Regions from separate parts of the Homo sapiens genome. Here region 2 is linked to region 1. A link is a loop called in an ENCODE intact Hi-C map of the cell type or tissue named here. Cell type or tissue: ovary. All regions are shown on one strand. Links, peaks and the distances in the headings refer to the core of each region. The heading gives the core; the rest is flanking DNA. Region 1 has its middle 460 kb from the start of OCA2. Region 2 has its middle 390 kb from the start of OCA2.

What was found. Hi-C counts contacts between places; a loop is a spot of excess contacts. Peaks named below come from ENCODE experiments on the same cell type or tissue, not always from the same donor. Only the 100,000 strongest peaks of a DNase experiment are listed, where the experiment ranks them.
Region 2: a loop joins it to region 1, with 2.6 times the contacts of the local background. A loop is called at or near these places in 4 of 110 quality-filtered maps.

What each region holds. Positions count from the first base shown.
Region 1 is chr15:27,638,388-27,641,196 of GRCh38, reverse strand. No RefSeq gene overlaps it. Among named protein-coding and RNA genes, the nearest start is that of OCA2, 460 kb to the left of the region's middle. RefSeq lists an enhancer at 1,890-2,634. In ovary, for the core only: no CTCF peak of the experiment used is centred there; a DNase peak (open chromatin) is centred at 1,329.
Region 2 is chr15:27,703,783-27,706,591 of GRCh38, reverse strand. No RefSeq gene overlaps it. Among named protein-coding and RNA genes, the nearest start is that of OCA2, 390 kb to the left of the region's middle. In ovary, for the core only: no CTCF peak of the experiment used is centred there; no DNase peak of the experiment used is centred there.

The DNA of each region.
Region 1 (2,809 bases), core at 88-2,587:
CTTCATAGTGTCATTGGTCTTTGTATTTCAGTGTGTTTTTGCAGTGCTGGTAATGGCTTTTCCTTTCCGTATTCAGTGCTTCCTTCAGGAGCTCTTGCAAGGCAGGCCTGTTGGTGGTGAATTCCCTCGCTTGTCTGAAAAGGACTTTATTTCTCCTTCACTTATGAAACTTAGTTTGGCCAGATATGAAATTCTGGGTTGGAAATTCCTTTCTTTAAGAATGTTGAATATTTGCCCCAATCTCTTCTGGCTTGTAGGGTTTCTGCTGAGAGGTCTGCTGTTACTCTGAAGGGCTTCCCTTTGTTGGTGACCTGGCTTTTCTCTCCGGCTGCCTTTAATATTTTTTCCTTCATTTTGACACTGGGGTTGATCTTCTCCTGGAGTATCTTACTGGGGTTTTCTGGATTTCCTGAATTTGAACGTTGGCCTGTCTTGTTAGGTTGGGGAAGTTCTCCTGGACGATATCCTGACGTATGTTTTCCAACTTGATTCCATTCTCCCTGTCTCTTTTAGGTACCCCAATCAGTTGTAGGTTCAGTCTTTTTACATAATCCCATAGTTCTTGGAGGTGTTGTTCATTCTTTTTCATTCTTTGTTCTCTAGTCTTGTCTGCCTGTCTTATTTCAGCAAGATAGTCTTCAAGCTCTGAAATAGTTTCCTCTGCTTGGTCTATTCAATTATTGTTACTTGTGATTGTATTGCAAAGTTCTCATATTGTGTCTTTCAGCTCCATCAGGTCATTTATGTTCTTCTTTAAACTCGTTATTCTGGTTAGCAGCTCCTGTAATGTTTTATCATGGTTCTTAGCTTCTTTGCATTAGGTTAGAACACGCTCCTTTAGTTCAGTGAAGTTCCTTATTACCCACCTGCTGAAGCCTACTTCTATCAATTCATCCATCTCAGCCTCTGCCCAGTTCTGTGCTCTTCCTGGAGAGGTGTTGAGATCATTTGCACGAGAAGAGGCACTCTGGCTTTTTGAGTTTTCAGCATTTTTTTCTTATTTCTCATCTTTATGAGTTTATCTAGTTTTGATCTTTGAGGCTGCTGACCTTTGGATGGGGTTTTTGTGGGGATTTCTTTTGATGCTGCTGCTGTTGTTGCTTTTTGTTTGTTTTTCTTTTAATAGTCAAGCCTCTCTTCTGCAGGGCTGCTGTGGTTTGCTGGAGGTCCACTCCAGACCCTATTCACTTGGGTCCTTCCCGCATCTGGAGATGTCACCAGTGGAGGCTGCAGAACAGCAAAGGTGGCTGCCTGCTCCTTCCTCTGGGATCTCTGTTCCAGAGAGGTGCCGGCCTGATGCCAGTGGGAATGCTCCTGTATATGGTGTCCGGAAACCCCTGGCTCACCCAGTCAGGAGGCACGGGATCCGGGACTCGCTTAAAGAAGCACTCTGGCTGTCTCTTGGAGAGGGGGTGCACTGTGCTGGAGGGAATTCCACTCGTCCGGACTGGCTGGGTTCCTCAGAGCCAGCAGGGGGAAAAACTAAGTCTGCTGGTCCTTGGAGACCACGGCCACCCCTTTCCCCAGGAGCTCAGTCCCAGGGAGGTCAAAGTTCTGTCCCTAAACCCCTGGTTGGAGTTGCTGAAATTCCCGCATGGAGGCCCCGCCCAGTGAGGAGGGATGGGTCAGGGTCCTGCCTAAAGAGGCACTCTGGCCATGATCTGCCACAGCCGCTGTGCTGGCTGTGGGGAATTCCTCCCGGGTCCATACCATCCAGTCTCCCTGGTGCTGGCAGGGGAAAAACAGCTGACTGGAGCTGCAGTGATGGCAGCCGCCCCTCCCCAGGTAGCTCAGTGACCTTAGGCAGCAGCAGATGCAGAAGCGGTGGTGATGGCCGCCCCTCCCCGGGAAGCTCAGTGGTCTTAGGCAGCAGCAGATGCAGAAGGAGTGATGGGTCTTAGGCAGCAGCAGATGCAGAAGCAGTGATGATGGCCACCCCTCCCTGGGAAGCTCAGTGGTCTTAGGCAGCAGCAGATGCAGAAGCAGTGATGACGGTCGCCCCTCCCCCGAGGGGCTCAGTGGTCTTTGGCAGCCGCAGAGGCAGATGCAGTGATAATGGCGCCTGCCCCTCCCCCGTCTTAGGCAGTCTCCAGCCAAGTGGCCGCTGAGAATCTGCACAGCTCTGTGCTTGGAACCTAAGGCCCTGGTGGCGTGGGCTCACTAGGCGGAACCCCTGATCCGCGGGTTGCACAGATCCGTGGAAAAAAGTTTTCCGGGCTGGGTAGTGCAGGTCACTCACTGCCTCCCTTGGCTGAGGGTGGGAGTTTCCCTTTCCCTATGTGGCTCCTAGTGGGGCCATTGCACCACCGTGCTTTTCCTCGCTCTCTGTGGGTCGCACCAACTGCCTAGTCATTCCTGGTGATAGAATCTGGATACCTCGGTTGCCGGTGCAGGATTTGCACACTGTTTTTGTTCTTTTCCATGGGAACCTCGCATCGCAGCTGTTTCTAGTCAGCCGTCTTAGCCCCTCCTCCTTGGTGATTTTATTGTTGACTTTTAGAATTTACATTTCATTCTTTAGCATAGTTTGGAGTTCTATGCTCCACTTCAGAATATTTTTAAGTTCTTTTGATATTTTAATTTTAGTTAATTGAAAGCTAGTATCTCGTAACTCAATTTCCTAAATCCCTTGGGTGTTTTTTTTATTTCTCTTGATTCTCTTGGATTAGTGACATATTTGATATTTCTGTATGCCTAATTGTATTTCTTTATTGTTTCTTTACTTGTTACTTTTCGTTTGGTTATAATTTCAGACTTACAAAGAAGCTGTAATTAGAGTACAAAGAACTGAATAGCCATCACACAGACT
Region 2 (2,809 bases), core at 263-2,762, 65 kb before region 1:
CAGGTGGGCTGTTTGTGGAGCTGTACAAGATGACCTGTGGTTTGTGCATGTCCTGCCTCACTAGGAAGGTGTAGACAGCCACCTGGCAGGTAGTACAGTGACAGTCTCTGTGATCTGGGTGTGACAGCCACAACTTCTGAACTCCTGTCTCATGTGGTTTCGGTTGGTCACACTGAGATGCATGACAGTCCGCCTAGATTTGATTGTGAATAGAAAATAAGGCACGAGCAATGCTACATGGGGGCAACATTGCAGGATGGTTTTGCCTGTTCTTCCTACATTTAATGCTACACAAATGAAAACGTTCCATGTGGAATAACAACCAGCATCGTGTCCAACTGAGAGTAATTAGATGGGAGGATGTCTGCCAGGTTCAGAGCAGACAAGTCTTGGTTTCCAAACCTAGAAGTCAAATGAAAAACTTCCAGGCCTCAATGTGTTGAACTCTGAGAAGAAATACATTTTCTTTTCTTTTAAAAAAAAATTGTGGTAAAATACAGAAACATACAGTTTGCCAGTGTAGCCATTTTTCAGTTCCGTGGTATTGAGTACATTCAGGATGCTGCGCAACCATTACCGCACCCGTCTCCAGAACTTCTCCATCTTCCCCAGCAGAAACCCCGAAGAAAGGCATTTCTATAGCCGTGCCTCGTTATCCCCTTCCCCGACACTCTCAGCAGCCTGTCTGAAGGAACTTTAAAGGCAAGTCTCTCTCGAGAGCAGTGGAAAGCATTCATTCAATCATAAGTGCATTCATTCTCCTACTCCGCTGGAGAAGGCATTATAGGTCACTATTTATACAGCTTACAGGCAACTTCAAATAAGTGTTGAATAATTGACGAAAATTCATTCAGCTATTAAATAGTTTTTATGTGTGTTTTAACTTAAAAATTATTTTGCATCCACTATCAAAGCCGATAACTGTGGATGGAAATTTCCAGATAGTTACTCGTGCTTCCATTAAACCTTTGCAGTACTTTTTAGGAAGGAAAATAATTCTGACAAATTGCAGTAATACAAATCATACCTTTTATTTTATTTTTAAATCTCAGTCACAAGAAATAAATAATTTTAAAAAAAGAATAAGAGTTTTCATAAGAAGGGTGCCGTGAAAATCATTCCAGGTAGCTCATGAACTTCTGCAGGTGGCTGGGGCACAGGCGGTGGGTGGGCCATCCTCACAGATTAGCTGTCAGAATGCGATTAAAACATAACCCACTCTTTGAGAATTGCTCATGCTGGCTGGTAGATTTCCCAGTTCTTTAAACCTGGTGAAGGGAGCGCACCCTGAGGCTGGCTAAAAGCTGGGTTGCCAAGGCAACAGGCAGCCTCCACGGTCCTACTCCTCCATGGAGCCTCTCCCTAAGCCAGCTTAATACAGTGGAACACTCGGTTTCCTGGTGCCAGCATAGGCATCTCTGTCCTCCTGACCAGCTGCATGGAACTGGTGTTTCTCACAAAGCATTTGGCCAGGAAAATGCAGACCATGGTGACAAGGAGTTAGAGTTAGTTTGACAGGAAGTTAGTTCATGTTCTGGCCTTAATGACTCTCTAAAGGGATGTGTCAGATTTCATATCAGACAGAAGGTAGCTTAGAAGAGCTTGTAGGAGGTTGCTATTTAAGCATTAGGAATGGCCAGCCCGTGGGATTCCTGGAGGTTTGTGTATCTCGCTTGCCTGCACAAAAGGCTGTTGGGTCCACCAGGGGCTGTCTTGTCCTGGCCTGTCCCGGAGGAGACAGTGAAAGGGCACCCAGAGGGGAGCAAACAGGCGACACTTGTGCAGAGCTGCCCCAGCCTCTTCTCGGGCTTCTGGAGGTGGTAGGGGGGGTGCCTATTTCAGGAAACACGGGCTTTGGGCCTGACAGAGGGTTCCATCCTCCTGCTGTGTATGATTAGTCCATTCTCATGCTGCTACAAAGAAATACCCAAGATTGGGTAATTTATAAAGGAAAGAGGTTTAATTGACTCATGGTTCCACATGGCTGGGGATGCCTCTGGACACGTACAATCATGGCGGAAGGGGAAGCAAACAAGTCTTATAGGGCAGCAGGCGAGAGAGTGAAGGGGGAAGAGCCCCTTATAAAACTATCAGATCTTGTGAGAATTCACTCACTAACAGGAGAGCAGCATGGGGGAAACCGCCCCCATAATCCAACCACTTCCCTACCTTGACACGTGTGGATTACAATTCAAGATGAGATTTGGGTGTGGACACAGAACCAAACCATAGCCGTGGTTAACTGCTTAGAATGCAAAAACAAAAACAAAAACAAACAAACAAAAAACATTGAGCACCCACTTCCCGCTGCAGGCTTTCTGTCTGCATCTTCCCCTCCAAAATCCCCCAAACCCAGGGAGGCAGGCGCTCTTACTACCTCTACACATGAAGAAAGGGAGGCTCAGAGAGATGAGACATTCTCAAGTGGCAAGCCAGCAGCTGCATCCAAGGCTTCCTCTCCGAATCTGCCTTCAGCACCTCTCGCCCTCTTTCTGGCCGTACGATCTACTGGAAGAAGAAATATCCCTCCCCCTCCTTGTTCCGCACCCTCCTCCAGGTACTGTGGTCTGGATCTGGAGGGAGGAAGTACTCGAGGGGCTGCTCCTTGGTGCTGAGCTGTCTCTGCTCTCGGTGGAGGAGTCCTTCCCAGAACATTCTCTGAGGGCTCTGGAGTCTGTTGTCACTCACCTTCCTTCCGCCCTCATCCACCTGTTCCACTACAACATTCATTGCGTGTGCTTGCAATGAATGAGGCTTTTAGTGAGATAATGTTTCTCCCGTAACCCAAGGCTTAGGTGGAGTAAAGTCT